Regions from separate parts of the Mus musculus genome. Here region 2 is linked to region 1. Evidence: chromatin loops called from intact Hi-C (ENCODE). Cell type or tissue: left cerebral cortex. All regions are shown on one strand.

Region 1 (8,000 bases):
TGTGTTTATAATCTGCCATGCCTTTTCTTCCCAAACAATACGCATGTTCTTTGCTGTGTAAATAACATTCTCTTCACATTTTCACCCTCTGGGGCAAACCAAGTATCCTCCTTTCATCATTTCTTCTTCTTAAAAATAGATGTTTTGTGTTCTTATTATACTGGCCCTTATTAGTGCTCTCTCTTAATTTGTGGTTCTGGAATTTTAAAAAATTCAGTATCTCTCTAGAGACTTGTTGACTTACAGTCTATTTCCTATCTCTTGCTTATTTTGTACACAAAGAACATTTTCTTACTGAGAATAAATGGCCTCCAGGGGTAACATAGCGTGTCTGAAGCTTTGTCCTCTCTATTGGATCGCCAAGATAGAATTTTGAAAGATGAGTGTCACCAGTGTCCCTAGGGACATTTGTGGACTGGCTCCTAGAAATGTATAGATCACTTGTGTCCCTTTGATATAGACATTTTGTTGTTGTTATACCTGTTTGTTATTATTTTTGTCTCTTTTGCAAATGAAGAAAGAAGTAGCAAAAAAACATTAAAAAAACCAAAAACAGAAATCAGAAAACAAAAAACAAAAACATCCTATGAATGACTTGAGTTCCCCTTCCCTTGAAATGAAGGCTACCTCACGATTGGGTCATGTTCTTTCCTGAGGAAAGACAGAGAGGCTTCAAGTGAAACAACAAGCGTCAAGCTGTGAAGCAGTGATGACCCATCTATCTGGAGGAGGAGTACTCACAGCCCTGGGGAGCTTATTTGGGTCTTAAGTTTGAACAGTTAAAGAACAAACCCCTCAGTGAGCTGGGCTAGGGACAGGGACAAATGAGTGTGGCAAGCAATTGGGACAAAAAGACAAACACATCGAGTTTTCTTTTAAGTTCCACGCAAATGCAGGAAGCCTTGCAAGAGATGTCAGAGTATAAGGATCTGAGGTGTTTTTCCTAAAGAGAATACTTTTCCATGTCTAAAGTCTTAAGTGTAAAAAAGAAAGTTGTCATTGAGGTACACTGTAGATTTTTCATTTCTTAAAAAAAAAAAAAAATCCCTCAAATTTGATTTGAGGACAAATTCAGCATTTTTTAAATTACTTATGTAGAAGAGGATATTTTAGATATTTTTCAGCTCCATTAAACATCAGCTCTGACTGAAAAAAAAAATATACGCCTAGGTGGGTGTTGATTAATGGTGCTAAGAACACTTTGTGTAGGATTTTATGCTAATTACCCTTTATACCCTCACCCGTGTCAATTTTAACAATCTAAATTAGCATTTTCTCCGAGGACTCAGAAATGTGAGAACTGGGAAATTGGCTCAGTAAAGCTGAGTTAGCAGTGAGAAAATTGAGATGTTCTATATTTCTGTATTAACATCTGCTGCTTGTTCAAAGCGTGATCCTTTCAAAATGATGAAGATATTGGGGAGAAAATGGAAAACAATGGAACAAAAAACTCATACTTCATAATTTTTTGTAAAAAATGCAGCATTTGACATTGCAATCAACCATTCTACGTAATAATGTCTGGAATAATGGAATTTTGGATATATAATGTTTGAAATTGATTACATTATTTCGGGTGTAAATATTTTAGCTTCTCTGTGACTTCAGCACCTGTATAATAGAACAAGCTCCCAGAGATATTTATTTATGAAAAATATCAAGCAAACTCCCAATAAAATTAACTTCCATTGTGTTTATTTCTGAACTTGTTCTAATGGGAAACAGGCATTTTCAGTTGATTCTTTGTAAAATGAAATGCCAAATATCATCACGAGGAATGATTTATGGAATTTGCGCACCTCACAATGGTGACTATAGGCTTAAGACAGTTAAAAGGAGGAAATAGGGTCTGGAGATATGGTTAAATTGCTAAGAGGACTTCTTGCCCTTCGAGAGGTTCCATGTTCACTTTCTAGCAACTATGTTAGTGGCTTACAAACACAAATTCAGGCATCCAATGTCCTCTTCTGGCCTCTGCAAACTGCATACATAAAGCATAAATTCACATAGATTCATACACATAAACACACATACACACATCTGAATTTTCTATATATTTTAAATTTTAAATATATAATATAAATATATATAACATATTTTAAAATTATATATATAATCAGATGTAGAAGTTGTTGCAAGCATAGAGGTACATAGCTATAATCCTACACTCAGGAGGAAGACAGGAAGATGACAAGTTGGGTGCTTGTCTGGGCTACAGAATAAGACCCTGTTTCCTCAAACACCAAGGACTGAGGAGGAAGCTCATTCAACATATACTGAAAGCTCTAGATTTAGGCCCCAGTAACACACATAGAAAGTCTGATATGGTGGTGTCTTAGTTAGGATTTCATTACTGTGAACAGACACCATGACCCAGGCAGCTCTTACAAAGGCAAACATTTAATTGTGGCTGGCTTAACAGTGTCAGAGAGTCATTCCATTATCACCACGGCAGAAAGCATGGCAGCACACAGGTAGTCATGGTGTCTGTTCACAGTAGATATAAAGTGCACAGCAATGGTCTTTTTTTGTCACTTTTTGTGTCTGTGTGTACCTATGAGCATGTATGTGTATGTTCACATAGGATGGGTACACACATATGAAGGCTCAAAGATTGATTTGGGTGTATTCTGTATTCTTGAGATTATCTTTTTTGAAACATGGTCTCAGTGGCCTGGAACTTTCTGAGTAGGTTAGATGAGTTGAATACCAAGTACCAGGGATCTATGTGTCTCTGCCTCCCCAGTACTAGATTTCAAATGCACTGCATTACACATGTGAGTTCTCACATAACTCAGTCCTCCTGCTTGTTGGCTCAGAAGTTTATTATGTTATTTCCTAACCCTTTTATCTGTTACATTATGGACTTTTTCTATACTGGTAAGCTGCCCAGTTCCTTGTCAGCACACACTCCAAGTGCTAAGATGCAGACAGTGCTACAACATGGTTAATTAAAGGCATTTTTTTCAGTTTCAGATAAAATTGCAATTGCTAGGCAGCCAGTGGTAAGCCATGTATAACTTTGTCATGTACCCATGTCAGTAAAACCTGAGCATCTTGATTAATGACTGTAGGGTCACTGCTGTACAGTGTCAAAATTCTTTGAATTCTTCTCTAAATTCAAAACCTATCCCTGCTGACTGTTAGGAGCAGAAACCGGGGATTATGCTAATTTGGATTATTAATTAGCTGTTCTATTTCCCCAGAATGCAAGGGATGACATCTATACCAACACGCCTGTCTATCCCTCCAATAGCAAGAAGAGACAGAAGAAAAGCTGCTTCCAATGCTAAAGTTAGGATACTGCAAAGGGCTCTGGAAAACAGGGCTAGGTCGTGGGAATTTCTTAGCGCATCCATGATTGTTCAGAACACTGATGATGGGGGTTCTGTATGCAGATGAAGTCTCGGAGGCGTGGCCAGTATTCAGCATTCTACCTCTAACAGTGCTGCCTTCTTTTCACTGCTTAGTTAGAAGTATCCACAATATTTATAACATCCTTCCTCCTGTCTGGGGATTTTATTATAAGACAACAGGGACTGGAAAAACTATGGTCATGTAAAAACAGTTAACACAAGACCTTTTCATTCATGTAGTTTTTCATGTGTTCTGTATATGCATGTGTGTGTGTGCATGTGTGTATGTGCATGTGTGTGTGTGTGTGTGTGTACTCATATTTGCTCACGTGTGCACATACCTGTGGAGGCTGACGTTAATACTAGGCATCTTCTTGGATCGTGCTCCACTTTATACTCAGGCACAATCTCATCCGGAACCCGGTTGCCTAGGTAACCAGACATCTTCTGTCTTTGCTTCTTCAGTGAAATTATAGGTAGCCACCACAACTACATAGCTGTTAAGTGGGTTCTAGAGTTCCGAAGCTCAGTCTTCCTGCATGGCGAAACCTCTATCCACCGTGTCGTCTCCATAATCCTCATGACCAAGTTTACAACCTGCCTCAGTATTTAAGAGTGTGGGAGCACCTGGAACTTTGACGACCACAGTTCTATGATGCTATAATTCATGAGCTTTGGCCCTATATAATTTTCATTATCTTTGCCTCGGCATAGGAAGATTTTTGTAAACAGAAGCTTTACTCATTCAAATAATGCCAATTTCCCCAAAGTTGTCTCTGTATTTCAGAGTGTCTCATAAGTTTGGCAGACTGTACTGTTATACTGAGGCCATTGCTATAGTAGCATTGTTCTGTTTTATGTGTTCGATCCTATTTTCAGATTTTATTTTTATTTCAAAGTTCACCACCAAATGAATGCTCAGAAGACATTGATATCAGGTACTTTAAACATGAAAACACTAACAGGCTATTACGTAGCACATTAATACCACAGATTTCGCACAAAATTTCTGGTGAAAATAAAAATGTCATCATTTTTTGACAACATATGTTACTAACCTCAGTATTTCTATTTACCAATCAATGCAGCTTGAACTTGTCATTGCAATCTGAAACCAACCTGAAAGTTAGGAAAAATCTTACTTTTCCACAATGGTAATCACACTGAAAAGGTGTCCATAATGATAATAATTTGCATAATTTACATCATATTGTAATACATTTTTATAATTCAAAATGTTCATATTTAATGCTGATAATATACCCTATCCTAAGGTCATAGGGAATTTTTACTAATTCTCTAAGTAGAAAATATGCATAATTTATTTAACCATTTTCCTAAAATGTTAAGAATTTTGAAATCCAGCAACAATGGCTCCAAATCCTGATTATGCTGCTCAGGTTGGTAATAGTACCTGAGCTAACACAGACTCAGTCTCTTATAACTTCACTGTCACCATGTGTCATATGAGACATGTGTTAATATGATTAAAGGGAATGGTGGGAATGGAAAGAAACCTAAAACTCTAATGCTGTCCTTGGCCCACAAATCTATTCTCTTCCTTGAGTCTCACTTCTAACTCATGCACACCTGTCTTCCTTTAGTGACATTATCCAAGCTTGGCAAACAAGATTCTGCTTCCCCATTTTTAGGGGGTGGTCCTTTTTTTATATTGAGCCCACTATAGGTACTTCATTCAGTCTGTTATTTAAGCACATTTATTCTACTGATGTGTACTGACACCATTTAGAACTGGACAAAATGCTTTCGCCTCTGGCCATGATCTCTGAAGCCTCCTAGACTTCTTACCATTCTTCTTTCAGCAATTTATGTCTGAATTACTTAGGGTTTTACTGAACAGACACTATGACCAAGGCAACTCTTAAAACGACAACATTTAATTGGGCCGGCTTACAGGTTCAGAGATTCAGTCTATTATCATCAAGGCAGGAACATGGCAGCATCCAGGCAGGTATGGGACAGGAGAAGGTGAGAGTTCTACATCTACATTTTTTTTATTAGATATTTTCTTTATTTACATTTCAAATGCTATCCTGAAAGTTCCTTATACCCTCCTCCCGCCCTGCTCCCCTACCCACTCCCACTTCTTGGCCCTGGAGTTCCCCTGTACTGGGGCATATAAAGTTTGCAAGGCCAAGGGGCCTCTCTTCCCAATGATGGCCGACTAGGCCATCTTCTGCTACATATGTAGCTAAAGACAAAAGCTCTGGGGGTACCGGTTAGTTCATATTGTTGTTCCACCTATAGGGTTGCAGACCCCTTCAGCTCCTTGGGTACTTTCTCTAGCTCCTCCATTGGGGGCCCTGTGTTCCACCCAATTGCTGACTGTGAGCATCCACTTCTGTGTTTGCCAGACACTGGCATAGCCTCACAAGAGACAGCTATATCAGTGTCCTTTCAGCAAAATCTTGATGGCATATGTAATAGTGTCTGCATTTAGTGGATGATTATGGGATGGACTCGTGGGTGGGGTAGTCTCTGGATGGTCCATCCTTTTGTCATAGCTCCAAACTTTGTCTCTGTAACTCCTTCCATGGGTATTTTGTTCCTTATTCTAAGGAGGAATGAAGTATCCACACATTGGTCTTCCTTCTTACCGGAAGATCCAGCAATACCCAGAAGATGTTCCAACAGTTACTAAGGACACATGCTCCACTATATTCATAGCAGCCTTATTTATAATAGCCAGAAGCTGGATAGAACCCAGATGTCCCTCAACAGAGGAATGGATACAGAAAATGTGGTACATTTACACAATGGAGTACTACTCAGCTGTTAAAAACAATGAATTTATGAAATTCTTGGGCAAATGGATGTATCTGGAGGATATCATCCTGTGTGAGGTAACACAATCACAAAAGAAGTCACTTGATACGTACTCACTGATAAGTGGATATTAGCCCAGAAACTTAGAACACCCAAGATACAATTTGCAAAACACAAGAAAATCAAGAAGAGGGAAGACCAAGGTGTGGATACTTCTACATCTTCATCTTAAAGCTACTAGAATACTGGCTTCAAGACAGGTAGGAATAGGGTATTAAAGCTCACATCCACAGTGACGGCCACACCTCCTCCAACAAGGCCACACCTCCTCCAACAAGGCCACACCTCCTAACAGTGCCACTCCCTGGCCTAAGCATATACAAACTATTACAATGCCCAAACATTTAATAGGAACTATGCAAAGGTGCTAGTTCTGTCTTTATTTCCTCCCAAGTAGAAATGGATCTGACGAACTACACTTGCGAATATCACATCTATGCATTTCTCCTCTTGTTTTCTGTAGTTGCTGTCTTAATCCAGACAGAGAACTTAGCTTCACTAGCTACCACCTTGACACCACAACAGCCCATCCACAGACACGTTAAGAATATTCTAATCAAGCTGAACTTTGTACGAAGCAAATATAGCTATGTTTTGTTCCTCCTTGGCTTTAATTAATTTATAAATAATGTTTGTATTTCTTTATTCCGTGTATGTGTGTGTGTGTGTATGTGTGTGCATCACATTGTTTATGTAGAGGCTCTAGGAAAATTTTGGGGAGTCTGTTTCCTGTTCCAAATTCACAATTTGTTTTTGAGGCAGTCTCTCTTATTATAGCTGTCGCTACCCTGGGTACTTTGAACTAGATGTATTGGGATCTGCAGCCTGGTTATTCTGTCTCCACATTCCTTCTCTGTGTGAGATTACAGATTCACAACACTACCCACAACATTGATGTGGTGTCTGGTTTCCGGAGATGGAGTACACTGCCATGCTTGCCCAGTAAGAACTTCTTACCTACTGAGCTATTCTCTAAGACTTTAGTTCACGTTTAAATATATTCATTGTTGGGTTAGAACTGCATTTCCTGTGCCACTTATTCCAACTCCACACCGTATTTTGTTCATGTGTTTTGCTTTGCTTAGAAAATGAATTCTCCCTGCTTGGGCTTTGTAATTTTAATATGCATTTAAAGTTAGCTCAGATTCTCTAAAGAAACCTTGTGGGTACTCCCAAGGCTGAATTCTGCTCTTTGAAAAAGAGAAGAAAGGAAGGAAGAAAGGAAGGGAGGGAGGGAGGGAGGGAGGGAGGGAGGGAGGGAGGGAGAGAGGGAGGAAGGAAGGAAGGAAGGAAGGAAGGAAGGAAGGAAGGAAGGAAGGAAGGAAGGAAGGAAGGACTTACTGTGAAGAACAAGAACATTTTGAAGGAAGCATCTGCTCCTGAAGCAATTTTAATTTCTCAAGCTCTTTCACACTGTAGGGACTGTGACTTGAAAGAAGAGATGATGGCAGAATGAATGAATGAACTTGGTACCCTTCTATCATGGCCTTAGCAAACTAGTACACACGTTATCATCTGTCTTTCGTTATTGCTTAGGGGCTGCTAGGTATTCCAATAGTAATGAGTCTGGCCCCTGTCCATTCTTTCATTAAAATAAACACAGGCTTCCAGCCAAACCTGACTTTAATCTTTAAAATCTCTGCCTTCAGACTAAACTTTTGCCCTCTCTCCAAGCCAGAAAAAAACTTCAATCATCTTGCTTTTATTTTGAGGAAGGATCGTTTCTCATATGTAAAGATTTCCAAAGTGCAAGGATCTTATTAAAAATTAGGTCATAGACTTAAATGGGAATTTACT
Region 2 (8,000 bases), 180 kb after region 1:
TTACTTATGAGTCCATAGAGTTACTGATCTTTCATATCCATCTATATAAACTGTGGATTCAGTCGCTAGTCATTTTAAGACAAGATGCATTAATTTCTATTTGTTCCTACCTCTGCTCTCTTTTCTAAGACTAGATTAGATATTTAACCTCAAGAGGTTAGGAAATGTGTCATAATGTTTGGTTGGGCTACACAACTAGAATATTCTTTTTCACATAATGACATCCTCAGTTAATCAATTATTAGACTGATTATTCTAGTTATTTGATAATTATCAATTGATCATTTTATAAAGATTTGCTTATTTTTATTGTGTACAAGAATTTGCCTGAATGTATGTATTGTACTACATATATGTCTGGCACCAGCAGAGGCCAAAAGATAACATCAGATACCCTGAAACTAGAGTTACATTCAGTTGTTCTCAATATGGCTGGGGATTAGACCTGATTCCACTGAAAGATCAGCAAGTGATCTTAATTACTGAATCCACTACTTAGTCATTGTGTGTTGATCTTAATAGCATAGAAGAACTTGTTGTTATCATTTTCGGAAACAAATTTTGTACACAGTTTTTATCTTTGCTGTACCAAGCTCACCCTTAAATATTTTCTGGAATAAGTAATTCTTAGGTTTGGTTTGGTTTTTGTTTGTGTGTATATGGTGTGTATGGGTGTGCATATGTGGGTGGGAGGCAGATATGTGGAGGCCAAAAGAGAACACCGAGTGTCCCCATCTAACACTGTACGCCTATTTCTCTAGAGATAGGGTCTCACTGAAATCCTGGTTCACTATTTTTACTAGACTTGCTTGCCAGTGAGCTCCTTCTATCTCATTCCCACCGTGCTATGGTGATAGGCACATGTAGGCATCCCCGACTTTCACCTCAGTACTGTTGATTCAAACTCAGGTTCTATTGCTTGCAGAGGCAGCTATTTACACATTAATCCATCCATCCAGTGTAGGGAAGAATTAAATATTACTAAATTTCAGTATGCTTGGCTGTACACAAAGATGTTTTCTCTTAATCTTTCTATTTCTTGAACTTTTTATAAAGATAGACTTATTTTTATTGTGTATAAGTGTTTGCTTGAGTGTATGTATTACACTATATATATATAGTGTCAGCAGAGGCCAAAAGAAGGCGTATGATACCCTAGGACTAGAGATACAGTAAGTTATTTCTTTGTTTTGTTTTGTTTTGGGTTTTGGTTGGTTTTGTTGTTGTTTTGTTTGTTTGCTTGCTTGCTTTGTGTTTTTCTCATTGAGCTAACTGGAATTTATATTTTAAATCTTGTTTTACATTAATATTTATGTTTTTTAAGTTTTCATATGTGAAAATAGTGAATTATGGTCTCATTACTCTTTACTCCCTCCCTCTAACTGCCCTTGAGATCCACCAAGCCATATTATTAATATCCCCCTAAATTAGCACTGATCATATATGATTGTGTGGAGTCTTTAACTGTGGCATGGACAACCGACAAGCAACCACATCCCCAAAGAAAAGTGACTCCCTGTCCCTTAACAATCACCAACCTCGGATAGCTCCTCAACTAGCGCTAAGATTCAACCCCTATCCACTGGAAAGGAAGCTCCTGTGACCAAGGTTATGAAGAGCACGAGTTCATGAGTATAAGCATAGGAGGTAAGAGGGCAGGCTTACAGCATGACTATTGCACTTTAAAATATTACCAAGAGTGCCCTGCTAAGGCCTATGACCTCCCCAGATGTGAACTTGTGACAGATGTAGTGACAGCTCCTGTGGAGCATCCTTGGAGGCACAGACACTTTACACTAACCCTCCGAACGCTTCTCTACATTTCTAACCGTAGCTTCCTCCTGTGCTTCAGTGCATTCTCTTTTAGTGTTATCAGCTTATAGTCTCCTACTCAGACCTCATTTGTAATGTCCTGCACATCTTTTAATTCCTGGTTCCCTGACAGTAATGATTATTTTTTCCAGCTCCTGATTGATGTTTTCAGCGCCCCTTTCATGTGGCATCTGCAGATGTTATTTTCTACTCATCCTTGGATCATTGAAGAAGATAGGACATAGCACAACCAAACAGACCTCGTGCTGAAATCTTTGCAGGCGCTCCGAGGTTTTCTCCATACATGAAGTGACAGCATCTTATTCATCATGTGTTCCTTTTCTTCCATTTATCATGTGGTGTGTGTGTGTGTGTGTGTGTGTGTGTGTGTGTGTGTGTGTGTGTATGTGTGTGTGTGTGTGTGTGTGTATGTGTGTGTGTGTATGTGTGTGTGTGTGTGTGTGTGTGTGTGTGTGCGCGTGCACGCACATATAGAGCTGATTCTGCTAGACTAGTGGCTCCCAGCTTGTTCCTGTCACTTTATCAGTCTAACACTATGCCACCATAGCTACCTTTTTAGTTGTTCTAAAAGTGCTGGTTTCTCTGCTTACATGGTTAGCAGTTTACTGACTGAGCCATCTGCCTAGCTTATTATGTTTGATTTGTCTTGAATATCTTACCAGTCTTTTAGTCATGAAGCAATATTCCTCTCTAGGCAAATGTGAATAGGAAACCCCTCAATCATTTCAAAGCAGTTGATTATCTTTATTCTAAGAGTTCAATACCCTCTTCACAATAGCCCACATTCCCTTTCGCCTGTCCTAGTACTACTTGATTCTTAGCTTGCACACAAATGCCCCAGTCCCTAGTTCTCTACTGATTTTGATTGCTGACTGTCAGAATTATTTTTTTTACCTTCAGGCCAATATGAAGGGAGACATTTTGTTTGTAGTTGGATTACCTGGTCAGTGAGTACATGGGGTATGCTCCAGTGCTTTCTGAATATCAGAAAAAAATATGGAGCCTTAAAATAAAATTGCACCTCTACAACTTATTGCCTTCCCAATCCTAGAAGACTTTTCAAAAATAATTGCCAGTGTTCCCGTAACTTCATTAGCTCTTCCCTTAACACTCAGTAAGTGCGTCACCCAGAGCTACAGACACGATACAATTCAGCAATTTGAGAGGAAATTGGGGCCAACTCCTCTGCAGTATCTGAGACTTTATGTTTTGCTTTCTTACCTTTCTGCCAAGTTCTGGCATTTCCACTTTCTTTTAGACTCCTCTACACAGGGACTTTTTTTCATACTTGGACTCAGCCTTCAAAACGCTGTCTCTTGGGCTTTCAAGTACCTTCAGACTGATATCTAACTTTCCCCTCTCTCCTAACGGAGTAAACACTTTTACCTTTCCAGCCATTGGCTTGTGTCTGCCAGCACAGTAAAGCAAGAAGGAGATTTTGGTATAGAAAATTATTGTAAAACACATCTGTCTCCATGATCAGCAGTGCAGGTAACTTCTCAGCAGATGATAGATAATGGGGAGTATCCCTTTTCAGTGTAGACATATGAAAGTAGCACGTGTTTGCTCAAGCAGTGAGTTTTCAAGTATTCCTTTCTAAAAGTTATCTTTTTTCTTGGAATGCATTTTTCTGTCTTTTAAATACATGATTATGAGTTATTTTCTCATAAAACCTGGATAATAGAAGAAAACAAACATTAATGAAGCACCTGCATAAGATTTTCTTTGTTAAATATTTTCAATTTTTTCTTTTATTTTTGACATTATAATATATAATTTCTCCCTTCCCTTTTCTCCCTCCATACCCACTTATAAACCCCTGCATTTTCTCTTTCAAGTTTATGGTCTCTTTTCTCATTAGTTGCTATTATGCGCATGTATGTGTAAACATACATATTTCTAAATATGAACTGCTCAGTCTGTATAATGTTCCTGGTATGTGTGTTTTCAGGGCTGACCACTGAACAATAGCTATTTAGACATATATTGCATATATTATCATGAGTTAAGTAGCATGTGGCTATAAATACTTTAAAGCTATCTGCCACAAACTGAATATACTCTTCTTACATACGGTATATTGTGATCAGTCTTTCCTCTGTCCTAACACGCCCTGGATGTTCCCATCTCTCTACCCACCCAGTTTCATGTTCTGTCTCTTACTCCTCCAACCCCTACTCTCAGACAACCTAAAAAACAAAAACAAAAGGCACATATTCAAAGCAAACAAGCAAAACAAAACAGATAGAGCATCTCAAAATGGAGTCTGTTATGTGTGGGCCAACTGTTCCTGGGTTTGAGACCTGCTGTAGAGTGTGATTGGCGTGACAAGTGATGCTTCAATGGAGAAAATTGATTTTCTATTTCCCAGCAGGTATCAATTGCAAATAGCTTGCTAGATATGAACGGGAATTTGTTTCTATCTATCTTCCATACTGGGATTTTATCTGATTTGAGCTTGTGCAGGTCTTGTGCCTGCTGTAACAGCCTCTGTGTGGTCATATGTACATCAGCTCTACTGTCTCTGGGAAATGCTGTTAGAATAACCTCTTTTTGGTTTTTGAGATTCTAATATAATTTCATTTTCTCCTTTACTTTCTCTAAACCCTCCCACATATACCAAGTACCTCCTACATATCTCTAAATATAATCTGTGCAGTATGTATATAATAAACTCTAAAGGTTAACATTCACATGGAAATTTTAAGACAGAATTTGTATTGTAATTTTATTGCGAAGCTTTCCATTATTTAATCCTGTAGGTGTCTAGAAATAGAAATATTGGTTCCTGGAAATCATTTGTTCATAACTTTATTTAATTCCTTTTCTTTAATAAAAAACATATCTTATATAGGACTGTCTGGAAAAACTAGAGCATAAAGCAGTATGTGAATACGTAAAGTCTTCATTCAGTGTTTTACTTAGAACATTGGAGATTGGATCCAATGCTTGCAGCATGCTAAGCACAGGTTCTCCCACTGAGCTACCAGATCTAGTGCATGGAGGGGTCGATTTAGCATAACATTTATAGTCTATCATCTCACATAAAAGCTCTTAGATAAATGAAAACCAAGTTGAGAATTTACAATTAAAATTTTAAGCAGAAGACATTTTTTATAAACTTGCTAAGTAACCTTCAAAATGTTAATAATGGCAGTGATTTAAATATGGATGCTTTTTTTTTATTACTCAGAGAAGCTGAACTTTCTTTCTTCATGTCTTACTGTTCCCAGCCTTTCAAATCTGCTGAGTGACAGTTTAAACACAGAATAGTCATAACAAAAGAAATCAACCTGCTATGTGTTAAGGTTAATTTAATTTAAAGTGATATTTTCCCAAATAATTTATTTTTTATAAACTTTATCAGACAAATTTGCAATTAGAAACTGTTACAAATAACTTATTTTTATTGAAGTAAGAATCATGAATGGCAAAAATAATTAGGTTCTTACACTAAGAGGAAGTATGGAGTTTCCTCCCATACCTTGTATAGACTAATTCTCTACAGCTGTGTAACACTAGCAGGCACATTGTTACAAGCAATAAAGCTACATGCTGACACATCATTACTATGCAAAGGTCAGAGTTCCATTAGGGACCACTGCTAGTGTTCTGTGCACTTCCACAAGTATACAATTATAAGTATTTACCATGTAGAAGAATCCTGCTGTCTTCCAGTTCTCCAATGTTCTACTTATTCCACACTGCCCTACTCTCTGGAAACCACCAATCTTTTGACAGCTTGAATCTTTCCATTTCGTTTCCAAAATGCTAAGAGATTGAATCATGTAGCATGTAGGGTTTTTTTAGATGGATATACTTCACTTAATGACACATATTTAAGTTTCCTGTATATCTTTTTATAGTTCATTACGTTTTAGTAGATGGGAAAATGCCCCAGTAGCTGGTTCGAAGTCAGTGCCCATAATCCCAAACTCCAGTTGGCTCAAGCCCCAGGCCTGCTATAACATTTGACCAGCATGACAGATCAAGTTTCGATGCAAATGCCTTAGAATAATCAGTATGGACCAGCTGTCCTTCATGCTATGGAGACCAGAGTCAGGCAAGCAACCTGTATCATGCCTCCTCACTGCCTGGCCAATCCCTTCATTCTCAGGCTCAATGATCATCTCGGTGCCAGTTCAGCCCTGTGCATCCAGGCTGCAGGCCATCTCTGATTGTGTAAATATCCTTCTAGAAATAACTTCTAGACCTATGACCTATTGCTACTACCTTCCAATCGTTAGACCCTTCTCATTAGATAGGTCCACTCTTCAGACTCTCATCCCAAGCCCAATCATCTACTTAAGAGGAAACCAGACTATCTACCTCCAAATCTCCAACACCGAGTCAACTTGTGCAGCATACACAAGAGCCTTCCCCAAATCTCCTCCTCAGTAGATATTGGAATGAAAAGTTGTCTAGACAAAGACAACTTGGAGAACTTGAATAAGTCCCTTCTTCAAATTCATGAACAACAAATAACTGTAAAGATCAAGATCCCAAAAAAAGGAGAGAGCCAAATGATCCAGGTCAGCCAGTAGTAGAAACCCTAAGGAAATGGATGAAAATAAACACAAATGGCCTCAGTGTGTGAAACTGAAGCAAGGAAGCACCTGGAAATATCTATGACACTGATCAATGCCACCGCATCTGGATCTGACTGCAAAAGTATAGACAACAAAATAATAATAGACTAAACAGCATGTCATAGTACTGAAAATTCTCAGCACAGAAAATGATGCAATGGGCAGAGTCAAGAGTCATCCCCCTGGGCTAGCAGAAAAATAGGTCAGTCCTACATATAATGAGGTTAATAGCACAAATATGTAAAAAAAAACGGACCCAACACTATAGTAACATATTTGGCAGACTGGTTAACAATGGGCACAACACTCTAGTAGGAATGTCTTGTAAATAATCAACTTACAAATAACCAAAAGAAAAAGGAAAATTGATCAGCTTTACTAATCCCAGGGAAATACAAATTAAAACTGCAATTGGGTTTTTATTACTACATCTCTATAGTACAGCTTGGAATCAGGGATGGTGATACCTCCAAAAGTTCTTTCATTGTTCAGGATTGTTTTACCTAGCTTGGTTTTTTGTTTGTTTGTTTGTTTGTTTGTTTGTTTGTTTTTGTTTTTCATATGAAGTTAATACTCTTCTTTCAAGGCCTGTAAAGAATTTTGATGGGGATTACACTACATATGTAGCTAGTTTTGGGTAAAATCCTAATTTTCACTTTGTTAATCCTACCTATTCATAATCATGGCAGACCTTTCCATCTTCTGATATCTTCTCCCATTTCTTTATTCAAAGACTTGAAGATTTTTTATCATACACTTGCTTTGTTAGAGTTACCACAAGATATTTTATATTATTTTGTGGCTTTCATGAAGGCTCTTTTCCCCAGGATTTCTTTCTTAAAAAAAAAAAAAAAAAAAGATTTATTTTATTTATGTAAGTACCCTGTAGATGTCAGACACACCAGAAGAAGAGGGCATTGGATCCCATTACAGATGGTTGTGAGCCACCATGTGGTGGCTGGGAATTGAACTCAGGACCTCTGAAAAAGCAGTTAACCTCTGAACTATCTCCACAGCCCATTCCCATGATTTCTTTCTCAGCACTTTTGTTGTTTGTATATAAGAGCGCTACTTGGGGGAGTGACCAAACAAAGACTGATCCAACTTGAAACCCATGCCATGAAAGGGGATCCCACATCTGATACAGTCTGGATAGCCAGAGACTGGATGCTGACTAGTTTAGAAACCTAGAATAGAACAAAACACAACTAGAAAAATAAATAAATAAAATGAAATAAAAACAAATAAATAAAACTTAATAGTCAATAAAATGACTCCTAATGATATTCTACTATACTTAGAGACCAGAGCCTAGCATAATCATCCTCAGAGAGGCCTCATGCAGCAACTGATTAAAAGTGATGAAGAGACCCACAGCCAAATGTTAGCCAGAGCTTGTGGACTCCTGTTGAACAGGGAGAGAAAAGATGAGTCAAGGACTCAACAGGAAAACATCTCACAATATCAACTAACCAGGACTCACAGGGGCTCACTGAGACTAAACCAATGAATAAAAAGGGAGCCTGTATGCGTCTGACCTAGGTCCTCTATGCATATGTTATGGTTGTATAGCTTTGT

What was found. A loop is a pair of places that touch in the nucleus more often than their neighbours do. Peaks named below come from ENCODE experiments on the same cell type or tissue, not always from the same donor. Only the 100,000 strongest peaks of a DNase experiment are listed, where the experiment ranks them.
Region 2: a loop joins it to region 1, with 3 times the contacts of the local background. A loop is called at or near these places in 3 of 42 quality-filtered maps.

The regions. Positions count from the first base shown.
Region 1 is chr2:8,022,652-8,030,651 of GRCm38, reverse strand. No RefSeq gene overlaps it. Among named protein-coding and RNA genes, the nearest start is that of Gm30904, 320 kb to the left of the region's middle. In left cerebral cortex, no CTCF peak of the experiment used is centred here; DNase peaks (open chromatin) are centred at 2,874, 3,283, 3,818, 7,126 and 3 more places; H3K27ac peaks cover 6,609 bases.
Region 2 is chr2:7,842,087-7,850,086 of GRCm38, reverse strand. No RefSeq gene overlaps it. Among named protein-coding and RNA genes, the nearest start is that of Gm30904, 500 kb to the left of the region's middle. In left cerebral cortex, no CTCF peak of the experiment used is centred here; DNase peaks (open chromatin) are centred at 2,424, 3,017, 4,297 and 4,812; H3K27ac peaks cover 3,065 bases.